2 separate regions of the Mus musculus genome follow, and region 2 is linked to region 1. The links are chromatin loops, found by intact Hi-C in ENCODE. Cell type or tissue: left cerebral cortex. All regions are shown on one strand.

The links. Peaks named below come from ENCODE experiments on the same cell type or tissue, not always from the same donor. Only the 100,000 strongest peaks of a DNase experiment are listed, where the experiment ranks them.
Region 2: a loop joins it to region 1, with 3 times the contacts of the local background. A loop is called at or near these places in 4 of 42 quality-filtered maps.

The regions. Positions count from the first base shown.
Region 1 is chr8:114,436,725-114,444,724 of GRCm38, reverse strand. Wwox (WW domain-containing oxidoreductase) reads right to left here and starts at 5,073. Exons shown (of 9, transcript NM_019573.3): 1 at 4,847-5,073; 2 at 193-257. The coding sequence starts at 4,953. In left cerebral cortex, CTCF peaks have their summits at 2,918 (motif pointing right), 4,472, 4,676 (motif pointing left) and 6,320 (motif pointing right); DNase peaks (open chromatin) are centred at 5,164, 5,901 and 6,277; H3K4me3 peaks cover 1,189 bases; H3K27ac peaks cover 403 bases.
Region 2 is chr8:116,360,626-116,368,625 of GRCm38, reverse strand. No RefSeq gene overlaps it. Among named protein-coding and RNA genes, the nearest start is that of Gm31278, 12 kb to the right of the region's middle. In left cerebral cortex, a CTCF peak has its summit at 4,238 (motif pointing right); DNase peaks (open chromatin) are centred at 941 and 4,246.

The sequences.
Region 1 (8,000 bases):
TCCTTCTGTCCACCTCAAGATCTTATCTTCTCCTTCTGCCAAATCCCGTTATGCTCTCAGACTGACAGCCTTGCTCCTTGACGGCCACCCACCAGACAGCCTTCCCAGAAAGGCAGGGTTAACTGCTACCTCACCACCGCTGACATCTCCCCTAGCTACTTAATGCTTCTCTGCTTGGGACGGCATACAGACCTCCTGCGACCCGTTTCCTCTTGCCGGTTTTCGGATGTTCCCACTGGGTCTTCTCCTCAGTGTGACTGTAATAGAGACCCACAACAGAGTAAGTTAACACTGCTATACGATGTCACTGTGTTAGCTGTGGCTCTTCCTGATATAGCTGGAGTCCTGAGAACAGGCAGACTCAGGGCAGATGGTCTGCTGACGACGACAGGTCAGAGGCCTCTGGTTGTAGGTCAGAATCAAACCTGAAGGAATCTTGCAGGGCAGGCAGGGGGATCACTGGGAGAGCAAGCGGGGCAGGGTCGCAGCTAGAGTCAGCTTTACAAAGCTCTGGGAAGCACAAAGCTCTAGCAAGACATTCTGCACTCCTCTTCCCTTTATTCAAGAATACACTGACTATCTTCAATATCTGGTTTATAACGCTCATATTTAAATATTAGATGTAGCTTAAATATTGCATTGCTAAAGTTTATTTTCCTTGTTCTTTCTACTTTGAGTTTTGGGTTTTTGGTTTGTTTTGGTTTTGTTTGGAGACAAGGTTTCATGTGGCGCAGGCTGAGCTCACTACGTAGCCATGGATGATATTAAACGCTTGATTCTGCTGCCTCTGCTTCCTAATTATTAAAATTACAGGTGTGACTTGTTTGTTTGTTTGTTTGTTTGTTTTGTTTTTTCGAGGCAGGGTTTCTCTGTATAGCCCTGGCTGTCCTGGAACTCACTTTGTAGACCAGGCTGGCCTCGAACTCAGAAATCTGCCTGCTTCTGCCTCCGGGGTGCTGGGACTAAAGGCGTGCGCCACCATGCCCGGCCAGATGTGACTTTTAAAATGTATATTCTGGCCTGCCAAAATGGCTCAGGAGGAAAAAGTGCTTGCCATGCAACCCTGAGGACCCAAGTTTGCTGCCTGGATCCCACGGAGGAAGAGGAGATGCAGTTCCTGAATGCTGTCCTCTCATCTCCACCAATACTCCATGGGATGCACACATACACACTTCACACACACACACATTCACAAATATTTAAATCTGTATTTTGGCCCCAGGTATAACTTCAGTGTCTCATTAATCTCTGGGTCCTGAGTGCACCCAAAAGGATGTTAAGAGTGTAGCGAGACAGTAGCACAGGTCACTTAGCTATGACAAGATGACCACGGATCTGTGAACGCTGGGTCTGACCAGACAGCCCCTACGCACCACTGCTCCACTGACTCCACCTCTCAGCCATCACCTCCTGTCATCTGCAGAATGGGGCTGTCTCCAGGACACTGTCCAAATGGTCTCACAGAGCAATCTTATAATACAATGGTGAGCTGTCATACATTCTATTGGTAAGTTGTCTGAGCTCACCGAAAGCAGACTCTGGTATATAGGAGGCTTCCCCTTACCAGGCTCCAGTGTGTTTATTTCACGTGCCCTTCAAAAGCTCCCAAGAGACTAATGGGCTCCCCAGTCTGTGACAGGAGAAAGGAAAACAGCAGACAGCTAAGGGTATTCACACACACACACACACACACACACACTTTGTCCTTGAACATAGCTAAAAGATTCCCAAGCGCCTTCCCTCAGCTACTGTTTATCCCATGATATAAAACTGCCCATGGCTAAGGGAAACATGGAGAATAAGTACCAGGCAACGGGAGCTCCACCACGGCCTCAGTCGGGGCTCCCAGATGTGGGCTGATGTTGTACACACCTGACTAAGCTTTACTCCTCTCTCAGCTGGGCTCTTCCAGTCAGTTTCTGATGGGCACTGTGAGTGCTCTATTGATAAGATTTTGCTAGCCAAGGCTTCTCTCTATCTGCTACTTGCTGTTTCTTCCTTTACTTTTGCTCGGTTCACATTTAATAGAGTGAAAAAGTACAACTGTACTAGACCATTCTCCTTAAAACGTGGGTAGAAAGCTAGAACCACCTGTCACCAGTGACAGGGCATCCCTCCCGTGAGGGACACAGCCAGGCACTGAAGGAGGCACTCGAAGGTTAAGCTTGATTTCCTTAAATCCACCCTCGGAAAGGAAGTAAACTGTATTACATCATCACCAATGGACGAGACGCCGACAGCGGACGCCAAGGACTGAGAAACAGTGCTAAGTTCAGGTGGTTGGAGCAGCACAGTCTAGGACGTTTTCTAGGGCTGAGACTCCACACACTGAGGTCCACGTAGGAGCACCCAATGCAGGACCATTGGCATGCCTATACCCCAGCACCTCCTGCTCACACAATCCACTCATGTCTCCAGAGCCACTCAGTCCTTCTGAAGACACAAACTCACTATCACTCCCTGGCTTCAGATCATCGGCTGGCTCTAGAGTCCGACAACAAAATCCAAGTCCTTGGTGAAGCACAGAAGGGCCTCTGCAAACTGATTCCTTTCTCACCAGTCTCAGGCTTTACAACTCTATACCACAGAGAGAGGGCTGCCTGGGGTCTCTCCTCCCACTGCCCCCTCCAACCTGCCTGACTTCCTACCACCTGAGGCCACCTTCTACAGCACTCTGAGACACAGGGCAAGTGACACCTCTCCTAGGCGGCCTCCCTCACCCACCCACCCACCTCACGCTGGACACAGTGCACTGGAACTATATCATTAGAAATCACTTGCTGGTATTGCAGAGATCCTTAAGAATGGCAGCTGCACCACACTTAGCTGGACATCACCAATGCCCACCCACCGGCCTGGCCCTTAAGGACTCTTGAATGAATGAACTCACCAAAGCTTTTCTGTTTCTTTCTATCTGGCCACCAGGGGCAGCAGTGAGTAGCTTTGAGTACCTGCAAATCTCATACTTTACAGCCCATCAGTGGGGAGACGCCAGGGCACATTAGTTCCTAATTTGATAACAGGGCAAGAACGTTATCTTTTAAGTCTTTCTGGAACCAGGTAGGGTAGTACAAACCCTGTAATTACATATCTGGGAGGTGGAGGCATCAAGAACTATGTCATCCTGTTTACAAAAGAAAGTCTAGGCAAGCCTGGGCTACAGGAAGCACTGCTAGACAAAACTGTAGCATGTGCCATTAACCCCAGAGGCTGGAAGGTCTCTGTGAGTTTGAAGCCAGTCTGGTCTGTATATAATTTTTTAAGTTAATTATTAAAAACTAAAAATACACTTACAGGTGTTAATACAATAGTTTGTTTTCTGAAAGCCAGGTGATAAGATACTCTCATAGAAAGCTTGAAAAAGATTGAGTCTCCTAGCTTTTAAAGACATAAAGTCAGGTGTGTTGTTCATGCACACTTTGCCCAGGAGAAATGGGAGCTCAACCTCGGCCACCTAACCAAGTTAAGGCCACCCTCGACTATATGAGACCCTGTTTTAAAAATATTTCACAGATATATAAGAAAATAGAAGAGGAAGTATTTGATATGAAGAAAAAAATCAGGAAAAGTACACAATATTCATAAGAAAAAGGAGACCATGAAACTCGGGGGTTGGAGGCAGATAGACATCTTGGAAGGCAGACAGGGAGAGGAACCATGGCTAGGTGACACAGGTGGTGAACTTCCAAGACAGCCAGCTTCTTCCTCACACTCTTTATGTGAGTCGAAAGCCTGGCATCTTAAAACAAAGTCCTTGTGGGCTTTTTCTCCTGCTAGTCAGCTGTTGCTGATGACTGGCTCAGCAAGTTCGAGACCACATCAGGACACGTTACCCAACAGATGTGGGTTGACCAACCCTTATCTTTTCTTCAAACTGACCAACTCTTAAATTAGGGAATGAAAACTCCTCAATGACTTAAAACCAAAGCCCTCAAGAAGAGGCTGCAATTTTTTCGGCTCCAGAGTTCCCTTTGGCTTTGCAGTTGTTTTCTCCATGTGTGTCTGCCCTGTGAACACGAGTCCTCCCCTACAGAGTGCCTTTCAGCCTGCTGACTGTGCCTGCTGCTGTCGGAGGTGTTGGAGACTTCTCCACTGCTACCTGCTACATTGCGAATTTCCCGCTTTTTCATTCTTTGACTGGCAGAGCCTGATCAAGACTGTATGAAAACCTAGCATTTTGTCCATTAAGTATCTATTTCTTAAAAATGAACAGAGGTCCCCAAGCATAGAGTCAGCTGCAGTAGCTCCCCCTATGGGAGCTACTATCCCCTATCACGCCTATGCAATTTTGCCACAGATACAGTCCAAGTAACAGAAAACGCCTGCGGGGCAACCTACTAGCCTCTCCACTGAGTGCCTTGTGCACAGCACAGATTCATTCTTGTGTCTGCTCATTTCAGAGATGAGGAGAACAGAAAAGTCAGGGGCTTGCTTTCAGTGGCCCAAGGTCACGGTTAGCAACAGGGAAAGGCTCTGTGGAGGTTTCCAAGACTTCCCTGGGAAACCACTGCGAGCCATCCAGGACATCTGCTTAAAAATACAGATTGCTGGGCCTCCAGATCAGGTCCCCATGGCAGGAGCTTGGCTTTGAAGTTTTCTCTATTTCCTCTTTAGAGGAGTAAGACCTAGGCGCCACCACCGCACGGTGCAGTGCCACCTAGTGAGCGGCAGGGGGCGTGCGGCGGGTGGCCAGGTGACGGGACCTTGACCCAGATCCCCTAATAACGGGGGACAGCCTGGGACAGGTGGCTGGCATTTCGGATGCGCATGCCCGCCTGGCAGGGCAGCGCAGGGTCCAGGCCTCGCAGGACACGGCTCCCAGGAACGCCGCTCCAAGGCCGCTTACTTGGCGTAGTACACCCAGCCGTCCTTGGTGGTTCTCTCCTCCCAGCCCGGAGGCAGCTCATCCTCACTGTCCGTGTCGTCCAGGCCCGCATAGCGCAGAGCTGCCATGCTGGAGACAGAAGTAGCCGCCTGCTCTCCTCAGCAACTCACTCTGGCTTCAACCGCGCCGCGCGCGTCCGGGAGGGGACCAGACCGCTCGCGCCTGCGCACTGCTCGCCCAGCCGGTCCGCGGCTGTAATCCAGTTTCCGGGTTTTGCAGCTACTGGCGGGAAAGGGGGCGGAGCCTGAGAAGAGCACGGGAGGGAACGCGGAAGAGATGGAACGGCCGTGGGGGGTGGAAGGAAAAGCAGGAACGGCTCAGAAACTGGAATAAGCTTCCTCAGCCTCCTGGAAGGGGCGTGCTTACCCAGTCATCATGCAGGACTCTGCACGTTGCTGGGCGACCCGAAGGCACTTCCTTATTGTTTTACCCAATCCTGAATGAGTCCCAGCAGTGAAGTATCCTGGGAAATGTAGTCCAAGCTCAACTGGACTATAAAGGGGGGGCGGGGAGGGGGGAAAGGTTCTGATGAGATTATTCTGAGCTCCAGTTTCGTCCCATGCCCTGCAGGTGTACAACCTTTTGACACTACGACATGATACTGTGACATGGTCATTTCCAAAATTTACACTAGAGAAGCCCTCAATCGAATATCCAAATAGGAAAAAGAAAAGAAAAATCTCACAATGCTTAAAGTTTAGGATTTTTGTGTTGGGCAGCATTTATTAGTATCCCGGGCCACGTGTTGCCACGAGCCTCAGGTTGGACACACCTGCGAGAGTAAATGTCCTGACTTGATACTATCCAGGTATTTTTCCATTCACAATCTGTGTTGTTTATGTAAATATGCCATTTAAAAAAAAAAAACCTACACTTGGAGAACTAAGTGACTCCAGAATTTGGGAGGGTAAGTCAAAACGATCACAAGTTCACAAGTTCGAGGCCAGCCTATGCTATAAAGGGAGCCAAAAATCGAGAACATGCAAATTCTCATGCCTCCAGATTCTCTATTAAGAGAGAATGGTCTTCCAACCATAACTTGGTTCTCTTGTTCATAGGCGGCACCTGATTACAAACTTGCAAAGCAGACTTTTAAAGCACCTGAAAAAAAAATCCTGGTTATAAATATCCTAGACCCACAATGTGAAGCCTACCTTCACAACAGCACTTAGTCCCTTCCCCTATTTGTTTATCATTTCTGGCTCCTGGAAGTTTAGCTTTGACTTTGATCTAACAAGGATCTATCTGCATGTAAACCCAGGCAAAGAAGATTTTTCAGGAGCTTGAATACGTGTGAGACAAAGCCAACACCCACAAAGTCATACCCTAAGGAGATTTTATGACCATCTTGTTTCTGTAAAAACATCTGCGCCACAGTAGTTATGAAATGAGGATTTTTTAACTATCCAAGCTTGTGCTTCCGAAGCTGCACGCCAGGTGGCGCTATCAGCCTGCAGTTCAAAGCCTTGGTTCCCAGCAAGGAACCTTTGAACCTGTTTTTTGTTTGTTTGTTTGTTTGTTTGTTTGTTTTTAATCGATTGTTTACTTTCTTCTCTAGTAGAAATTTGCAACAACAAGATGCACTCACTTTTGCTGAGTAAAATTTGACACCACTCAAAAGAAACGAAATGTGTGCAAGGGACACGGATTTTAGTAGGCTATTCCTAGAACCCAACTTCTCTAATGTATCAATACCAGGAAGTTGGTTATTTATTTCAACACCTACCCACCCCCAATACCCTGCAGACCTGATTTAACTTAAATCATGAGTCCTTGCTAAATCAAGTTTGCTGCTTTGATGCCAAACTTTACCTACAAAAGGGATCTGGGAAGCTTCCTGACTCTTCTGACAATGTTCTGAAAGAATATCGAAGCTTAGAGTGGCGGCTCTTGCCAGTGAGGTCAGCATATGGGAGACTTAAAACAGAAGGTTAGCGACTTCAGCGACTGTTATTATCCCGTTAGCATTTGTGTGTGTGTGTGTGTGTGTGTGTGTGTGTGTGTGTGTGTGTGTGTCTAAGCTCCGCCCCACAGTTACCCTGTAACAGCCAGGTGTGCTTGAATTACTTTAAAGAGACTGCTTGCTCCCTCCTCTCTCTTGCCTTCTTGCTCCCACTCTGTCCCCTCGTCCCTTCCCCCCACCCACCCCATCCGTGCTCTTGGCGGCCTCTACTTCCCTCCTCCTCCTCCTCCTCCTCCTCCTCCTCCTCCTCCTCCTCCTCCTCCTCCTCCTCCTCCTCCTTCTTCTTCTCTCTCTCTCTCTCTCTCTCTCTCTCTCTCTCTCTCTCTCTCTCTCTCTCTTCCCCCCCACTACACTCTCAACTCCCCTCTCTGAGTAAGCTCTATACTATACTGGCTGGCTGGTCCCTCAGGGGGAAGGGATGCCTCAGCATGGGCCTATAGAGGCACCCCATTCCCACATACCTGACTACAAATCCACCAAAACATATTCCTCCTCTCTTTATCTTTTTATAAACACACGACAGTTACATTTATTTTTATATTTTAATTAGTTAATTTATTTATTGCTGCTGCAACAAAAGGATTCTGAGGGGGAAACTCCCTGTCAGTGTGACCTCACTTGGGTTTGTCACAGGTGCAGAGTTGAGTCTGGCAAACAGATGCTGGAGTTTCTGGGTCCTTGCACCTCTTTCTAGTGAACTGTATAAAGACACATGAAAATCTTCAGGAATGGTGATTTATTAAGAGCAAGATAAAGAGGTGCCTGGAGATGTGCCAGGCTTCAACCTGCGGTCTGCCTCCAAAAGAGCAATAAAGGAATGAGAGCTGAGCCACACGCTGAAATAAACCCTAACCCTAACCCTAACCCTAACCCTAACCCTAACCCTAACCCTAACCCTAACCCTAATCCTAATGGGCTGAAGTAAATTTTCATGGTCTACTAACAAAGTACCCACTTCTCCCAAGCTCAGGGATTTTCTGGGCTTGCTCTTTTGGTTGAAAGAAGCTCAGGTAACTTAAGGGCTTCCAATCTTTCCTCCCAGGCTCTTTTTATCTTGGGATTTTTTGTTTTGTTTTATTTTTGTTGTTGTTTTGGGTTTTTTTTTGTTTTGTTTTGTTTTTTGTTGTTGTTTTGGGTTTTTTTTGTTTTGGT
Region 2 (8,000 bases), 1.9 Mb before region 1:
CTTAGTGTCATTTACACTGGCAGCATCTCCTGACCCCAGACCTGTGTGTTCTCTCCTGGCCTCAGTGTCATTTCTGAGAAAAAGAAATGGGCATCGAATATCACTTATTTGCGATAGGCTGAATAGGTCCTCTCTGAATAAGCCTCTATCCCATCCCCTAGAGCCCTCAAATGTTCATTTATTTGGAAAAAAATGAATCTTTGTAGAGTGATTAAGGGTTTTAAGATAGAACGTAATTAATTATTTTGGATTACTGGTGGGCCGATGGGGTTCAAAGGGACCTTATAAAAGAAGTCAGCAAAGTGGATTCCTCAAGGCTCAGGGAGGAGAAGGGAGTGTGAAGACGGGCAAGAGATTCTTAGGAGATTGGGGGTGATGTTGCAACGACGTGCCAGGCATGCCAGAAGCCACCAAAAGTACAAAAAGAGAAAGAACTGTTTTTCTCTGGAGCCTCCAAAAAGACCCCAGAAACACTAAGGATAGATCTCTGGTTTCTAGGAATCTCACACATTTCTCTTTAAAGCTACTCTCTTTTTGGTAATTTGCCACAGGTACTGGAAATGAATACATGCCACCATGGCGTTATCAAGAGGGTCAGTCAATTTATGTCATGTTGCAGACATGTCAGTCTGTTTGTTATTGAATAAGTTCTCAGTAAGTATTAGCAAATAGTGTCATTTTATTTTGAAGCTAGGGAAAGCGTTGGCAGAGGATGACCGAATGGTGGGGGTGGGGGGCGGAGTGGGTGACCTGCCAGGGTCACTGTGATTTGCAAGCTGGACTTCTATCTTCTCCTTTGGCTGAAGGGATTGAATAAGTCCTGCCCTGCCTGGCTGCCCAGAGTTAAGGGATCAAATGAGTTAATGAACACGACAGTGCTTTTGCACAGCAGCCGTGTAAACGGCTAAGCTGTAGTCACAAAAGCTGGCACCAAACTGAGGCAGCCTAGGAGAGGGCCAGCCTGCAGCTTTGTTACTGGGGTGAGGTCATCTCTCTGGGCTTTTGTTCTTGCCTCTCTGAGCCCATTTGCTGTCCCCGCAACCTGGCCCCTTCAGCCCTGCCTGGAACCCCACACACAAAGTTCCAAAGGTCCCAGCAGTCCCAGCAGTCCCCGAGCCTCCCCTAGGGCACATTTCCTTTTGTTTCTATTTTTAAGAGTTATAACCAATAGATAGATAGATAGATAGATAGATAGATAGAAAGAAAGATAGATAGATAGATAGAAAGAAAGAAAGAAAGAAAGAAAGATAGATAGATAGATAGATAGAAAGATATATAGGTAGGTAGATAGATAGATGATAGATAGATAGATAGATAGGTAGGTAGGTAGATAGATAGATAGATAGATAGATAGATAGATAGGTAGATAGAAAGATATATAGGTAGGTAGATAGATAGATGATAGATAGATAGATAGATAGATAGATAGGTAGGTAGATAGACAGATAGATAGATAGATAGATAGATAGATAGATAGATAGATAGATAGATAGATAGATAGATAGGTAGATAGATAGTAGTGTTTAACAGTGATGCTCTCAGGGCTAAAGTAAATAGATCATCTTCCCTTGGTTTCACTGAAAGTGCCACATGCTTCTGATGAGTATCTTTTAGCCCAGAGACCCAGAGTCAGGGTGTCAACTTAGATAAGAACACGTCAACCCTTGCCAAATGCTTGCCTGTGGTGAAGTCCTCTGTGAAGATACCCAGCTTCCCCCAGAGAGCTACTGGGACAGCCTCAGGGGGCCCAGGAAGGCGCTCAGGAAGGAAGTGGGGGAGATCATGCTGACATGTTGACTTGCTTTGTCTTCTCCTGGCCTTTTCTCCTTGTTACTGTATGTGTTTATTTTGATGGGTGAATGGATAGGTGGGGTATGTCTTGTGTATATTCATGCATAACTTCGGGTTCTTGTTTCACACTCTGGTGATGTTCCCTGGGAGCTGCCTTCCTTTTCTCCTTCTCTTTCTCCTTCTCCTTATTCTCCTCCCTCCTCCTCTCCCTTCTCCTTCTTCCTCCTCCTCTTCCTCCCTCCTCCTCCTTCCTCCTCCTCCTCTTCCTCTTCTCCTCCTCCTCTTCATCCTTCTTTCTTCTTCTTCCTCTTCCTCCTCTCTTTCTTCTTTTCTTCTTCTTCTTCTTCTTTCTTCTTCTTCTTCTTCTTCTTCTTCTTCTTCTTCTTCTTCTTCTTCTTCTTCTTCTTCTTCTTCTTCTTCTTCTTCTCCTTCTCCTTCTCCTTCTCCTTCTCCTTCTCCTTCTCCTTCTCCTTCTCCTTCTCCTTCTCCTTCTCCTTCTTCTTCTACCAGTGTGTGTGTATGTGTGTGTATGTGTGTTCATGTTTATTTATTCTGTTGTTTCTGGAAGTCAGGGATTGATGTTAAGTATCTTCCTCTGTTACTAATCTCCACATACACACACACACACACACACACACACACACACACACACACACACACATATATATACATATATATATATCGTTTTATTTATGTGTAAGTGTGTGTGTGTGTGTGTGTGTGTGTGTCCCCGTGTGTGTGTGTGTGTGTGTGTGCCTTCTGAGTTCAGGTATCCACAGAAGCTACAAGAGAGCATTGGATTCCCTGGAGCTGGAGTTACCTGAGATGCCTGATGTGGATGCTAGGAACTGAACTCAGGTTCTCTGTAAGAACAACGATTAAGTAAATGTTTTAAAGTGCAGAGTCATTGCTCCAGCCCCCCATCCGCATTTTACCTTTTGGGGGTGCACATCTCTCATTGAATCTGGCAGAAACACTAGGAAGAGACTAGTTGGCCAATGAGCCTTCTGGATCTTCCTGTCTCTCTCCCCTACATGCCCTGGGTCACAGGTATGTGCTACCAGGCTTGGCTTTTACACGAAGAACTCAGGTTTCCATGCTTGCACAGAGGTCTTTATACTTACTGAGCTGCCTCCCCAGTCCTTTACCCTGAGGTTCAGGTAGGCTGGCTGGGCAGTGAGTTCCAAGGGCCTGTCTCTGAAATGACTTGTGTGTCCCTAAGATGCCCAAAGGTATGCATTGTGAAGACTGCCAGCCCACAGTTGAAGAATCTTGCCCCCCTTTTTCTTAGATCTTTACTTATTTATTTTATGTATATGCATACACTGTAACTCTCTTCAGACACCAGAAGAGGGCATTGGATCCCATTACAGATGGTTGTGAGCCACCATGTGGTTGCTGAGAATTGAACCCAGGACCTTTGGAAGAGCAGTCAGTGCTTTTTAAGTGCTGAGCCAGCTCTCCAATCCTCCCCTCCCTTTCTTTATCACAGAAGCATGGTGCTAGACCAGACTCTAGACCTCCTACACTGGTTAGCAGTGAAGAAAACTAGAGATAGAAGCTAATCAGGCAGGGAAGAGACCCCAAAGCATCAGTTCTGAGAATGCCCCCAGTTTCTGCCATATGTCCTTTCAAGAGCCTCAGGCCAGCAGCTTATTGGAGACCTATTTCCTGGGACCACCTTCTTAGCCTATGGAGCTCTGAGTCTTTTCTGCACTCCCTCTTAAGTGACCACTTATGGATGGACAATAAAATTCTCGGTAAAACTCATCCTTCCTGGTAAATTCCATTCTGTGAATTCAGAGGAAGAGAACCTGAAAGTCACTAGCTCTGTTGCCCTTAGAGACAGCCCAGTACTCCCATGTTGGCAGGAGTGGACCTAAATGTCCCTGACCAGAGGGTGGTTCAGTTCTGTGGCTTTAGGCCAGAGCTAAGATGCCTCAGGTACCTTTCTGAGGTCAGCCTACACTGAGATTCTCAGTATCTCCAGTGCCCTGAACAGCCATCTTCCCTCTTGCTGTCCTTGGGCCCAAGTTCCTGTTTCCCACAGGGAAGTCTCCTGAAGGCAGCAGAGGGACCTTTGAACCACAGCCCATTCCCACTTGCTGACAGTTAATGACTTGTTTCCAGGGATGCTTAATGCACTGTGAAATCAGCCATTAATTGCAGAAGCAACCGATTTCAGAGAGATCGTGGTGATTATGAGCCATTTATGATACCGGTGGCCTCACAAACATGCTGCCTGTGTTTCTCTGCCCATTCCTCATGAGAGGAGAAAGCCAGTTATGGGACTGGGATGTATCTCTCTGTTGGGGAGCAGTCATGGGCAGCAGAGCACCCTAATCCCCTGCAGTGATTCTCTTCAAACTCCAGCTACAAAACCCCCAAGTCAGCAGCCCAGTTCCTGGGGAAAGAAAAGAATTTCACCTGCCAGCAGCCAGCTGAGGGAGGCAGCATTGGCTAATGGATGGAGCCGCTCTCTGGGCAGTGACTGTACCCAGTTCTGGTGGCTTCCAGGCTGCAGCTGAAGAAACTTCTGTGGGTCAGCAAGGTTCTCTGGTGTCCTCTGGGTTGGCTCCAAGTGATTCTGGGGCCGCTGTCTCTTTGGTTTGTTTCTGGGGAAAACTGGAAATAAATGGTTCCCTTTGTTAGCATGCAAAAGCTCTCCACTTCTCAGGGCTCCATCCTCACATTTTTAATTATGTTTGGTGTTTCCCAGCAGTGTAGCCCAGGCTGGCCAGGAACTCAGGATCCTCATTCCTTAAGCAATCCAGTACTGGGGTATGCACTCCTCACCTATCTCAGACTAACCTTTGCTTTCTTTTGCATTATGTGAAAGAAAGAAAGAAAGCAAACTGGCTTTCTCTGAGCTCCCCACACCAACCTTCTGCTATCAATCTCCTACGATTTCCAGAGCCTTTTGGCTTGTTTTGTGTAAACCCTCAGAAGAGTCTTCAGAGACAACCTTGCTTCTCCTCTCTTGGGGCCATGTCACCCAGGTGTAAAGGAATGTCCCCGGAACTCATAGGCCAAGGACTCAGGGACTCTGGGTCTATACCAGCCTCAAAATATCCAGAAAGAGAGTAGAGGCCAGCATCGTGTGTAAGTAGAAAGCCTACCCATTAGTCTATTTTGCCCCTGCAAGCTAGGTCAGGATAAATAAGGGGAGAAGGGGGAGGGGGAGGAAGGAGTAGGGGGGGGAAGGGAGGGAGGGAGGGAGGGGGAGGGGTGGGGTCTGCTGGGGTGAAGGGTTTTACAGTGCTGGGATATGGGATCTGCTTACCCTATCAACAGCAGGAGATTAACAGCATGCATTGTGCCCACTAAGGTGGAATGCAAACTGTTTCTGATTGTGCTCACTGACACAAGATCTGGTTTATGGACTCTGTATACACATATGTACACGTGTATAAAGTGACATGCCCTGACATATCTAACCATCAGAGTCACTCTGAGAGATCAAAGACTCCACCAGCGTTTCTTGCTTTTAGCTGGTGTTAGCATACACTTGTGATCCCAACATTCAAGAGCTGGAGGCAGGAGGATCAGTGTTCAAGGCTAGCCTGGATTGCATGAGACCCCGCCTTACTTACAACAGAGCAATGCAAAGCAAAAACAAAACAAGAGCAACAAAGAAGAAATTTCTTCCTTTAGTGTCCAGAAAATGTCTGCCTCTACTACAATGAATGTATCTTTAAAGACTTCTGGGTATTTATTTTTAATGTTTAAATAAAACTTGTTCTAGTTTATTGATGGTGATAAAATGATATTTCAGGAGGTTTTCCTAAAGCTCTTTCTTGATAGTGTTTGCCTTTATTTGCTAAAAGAATCCAAGGTAAGACTAGAAAGGCAATCAGCTCACGTTCATAAAACAATCCACTTGGTAAAGAATTTAAAGATGGAGTCAGAAACAGGAAACATAAGGGCCCCATCCTCTTAAGAATTATGGATCAATCAAAAGTGGAGTGTGGGTTGGACAGTGTCACAGAAAGAAACTGGGGGTGGGGAGGACCCCATTCAGGGTGACAGCAGCCAAGTGCTAGTACTTCCTGTGCTATTGGTGGCTGTGCACAGGTGATATACAGGGCTCCCCGTGGCCTCGGGGCAGCTCTCTGCCAGACAGGCTTGAGAATTTGGGACATATCTGAAATTTCACTTCCTCCTTGAGTTTTGATATTTCTCTGAAATTCACGCCTCACTCCAGACTCAGCCACACCTTCTCCTAATAACCTCTTGCCCCGAGTCTGAATGTCAGGGACCTTCTGCTTGGCTCCTTGCCAGAGAACTGGTCATGACAGATACTCCAGAAAGTGCCCAGCATCCCAGAGTCTTTTGAAATGAGGTCCTTTTCCTGCTAAATGCCACCCCAGACAAACCTTATTTGAAAACCCCACAGCCCAGTTAGAATTCCATCTGGTCCTGTCTTGAAATTTTAACAAAAGAAGTGATTTCTTGAAAGAAATTTGATATAAAAAGTACAAGCCCAGGGACCAAAAATGAAGATTATGTATAAAATTTTATTAGCTTATAAAAAAAAGGAGACAGAAGGTCAAGTCAGGGGCATCATTATAGCTAGTTAAGCAAAGTTAAAAATCTTACAATAATTACCTTTGGGGCTAAAATATATAAAACACACAAGCATACACACACACACACACACACACACACACACACACACACACAAAAGACAATTAAAATTATCTTTGTTATCAGGGTCAGAAGATAATTCTGAAAAATGAGCCAGGAGCCACCTAGTACATATCAGTTTAAGTCAATTACCAGCTAAATAAAATATTCATTCTACAAGCCATTTCTTTCTCTAATTTTAAAAGCTAGTATTTTGTCAGCGTTCTCTTGTTTTGAGAACATAGTTTATAAACCCCAAACAAAGCAAAGGCACAGTGAGCTTTGTTCTGACTGGAAGGGGGAGGCAGCCAGTAAGATTTCCAAGACTAAAGTCACCAAAATGTGTAACTCCCAAAAAACCAAAAACTGAAACAGGAAATCCTTCAAATTAGCTGTTCACATAAAGTCTTTAAAAAACAAAACAAAACCAATTAGGGAGACAGCCTACTCTTTACTCTCTGTCCTGATAAAGGTTTTGTTCTGTTTTTTTTTTGTTTGTTTGTTTGTTTTAAAGATTTATTTATTTTATTTATATGAGTACACTGTAGCTGTCTTTAGACACACCAGAAGAGGGCATCAGATCTCATTACAGATGGTTGTGAGCCACCATGTGGTTGCTGGGAATTGAACTCAGGAGCTCTGGAAAAGCAGTCAGTGCTCTTAACTGCTGAACCATCTCTCCAGTCTCCTGATAAAGTTTTAAAAATAACAGCCCTCTGAGTTTCTTGTGTGTACATTGTCTCTCCAGCAAGGCTCAGGACCAGAAGCTGTTGGTTCCATTTCTCTTGGGTTTTCCCTCACTTTGGCACCAAGTCAGGAGAGCTGGGGATATGGGAGATGGCTCACAGTTATTTGCTCTTTGGGCAAGAAAGGCAACTGGCTTTATATGTCTTCCTACATCGGCTCCATGACAACGACTTCTTAAAATCTTGACTCCAGAAAGAATCTTGGAATGAGTTTGAGTCCAGTGTACAGATATCACATGCAAGGGTGCAAGAGGTTGTGGGATCTATATGCTGTTTGGACCCTGAATAAACCAGACCTTGGGCTTCCATAACACTCAATGCTACTGCCTGAGACAACACACCAAGTTATGTTAGGTCAACTTGTCTTCTTGAGGATCCTGTGTAGCTCAGGCTAGCCTTCAGCTCACCGAGGATGACCTTTGAACTTCTGCTCATCCTGCCTCTCTTTCCCAAGTGATGAGATCACAGGTGTGTACCATGGTGCTCTCTCTCTCTCTCTCTCTCTCTCTCTCTCTCTCTCTCTCTCTCTCTCTCTTGTCTGTCTCTGTCTCTGTAGGGTTCACACGGTTCATTCCAGAGTTGCCTGTGAGGTAGACAATCATTCTACCAACTGAGCTATAGGCCCAGCCCAGTGTGTGTGTGTGTTTCTAACATGTTTCTTCACTAAACATTTTTCTCTATTTGCTAATTTCCAAACTTTTGAGAGAGAGAGAGAGGGAGAGAAAGAGAGAGAGAGGCAGGGAGGGAGGGAGAGAGAGAGAGAGAGAGAGAAAGAGAGAGGGGGAGGGAGGGAGGGAGAGAGAGAGAGAGAGAGAGAGAGAGAGAGAACAAGTGTAT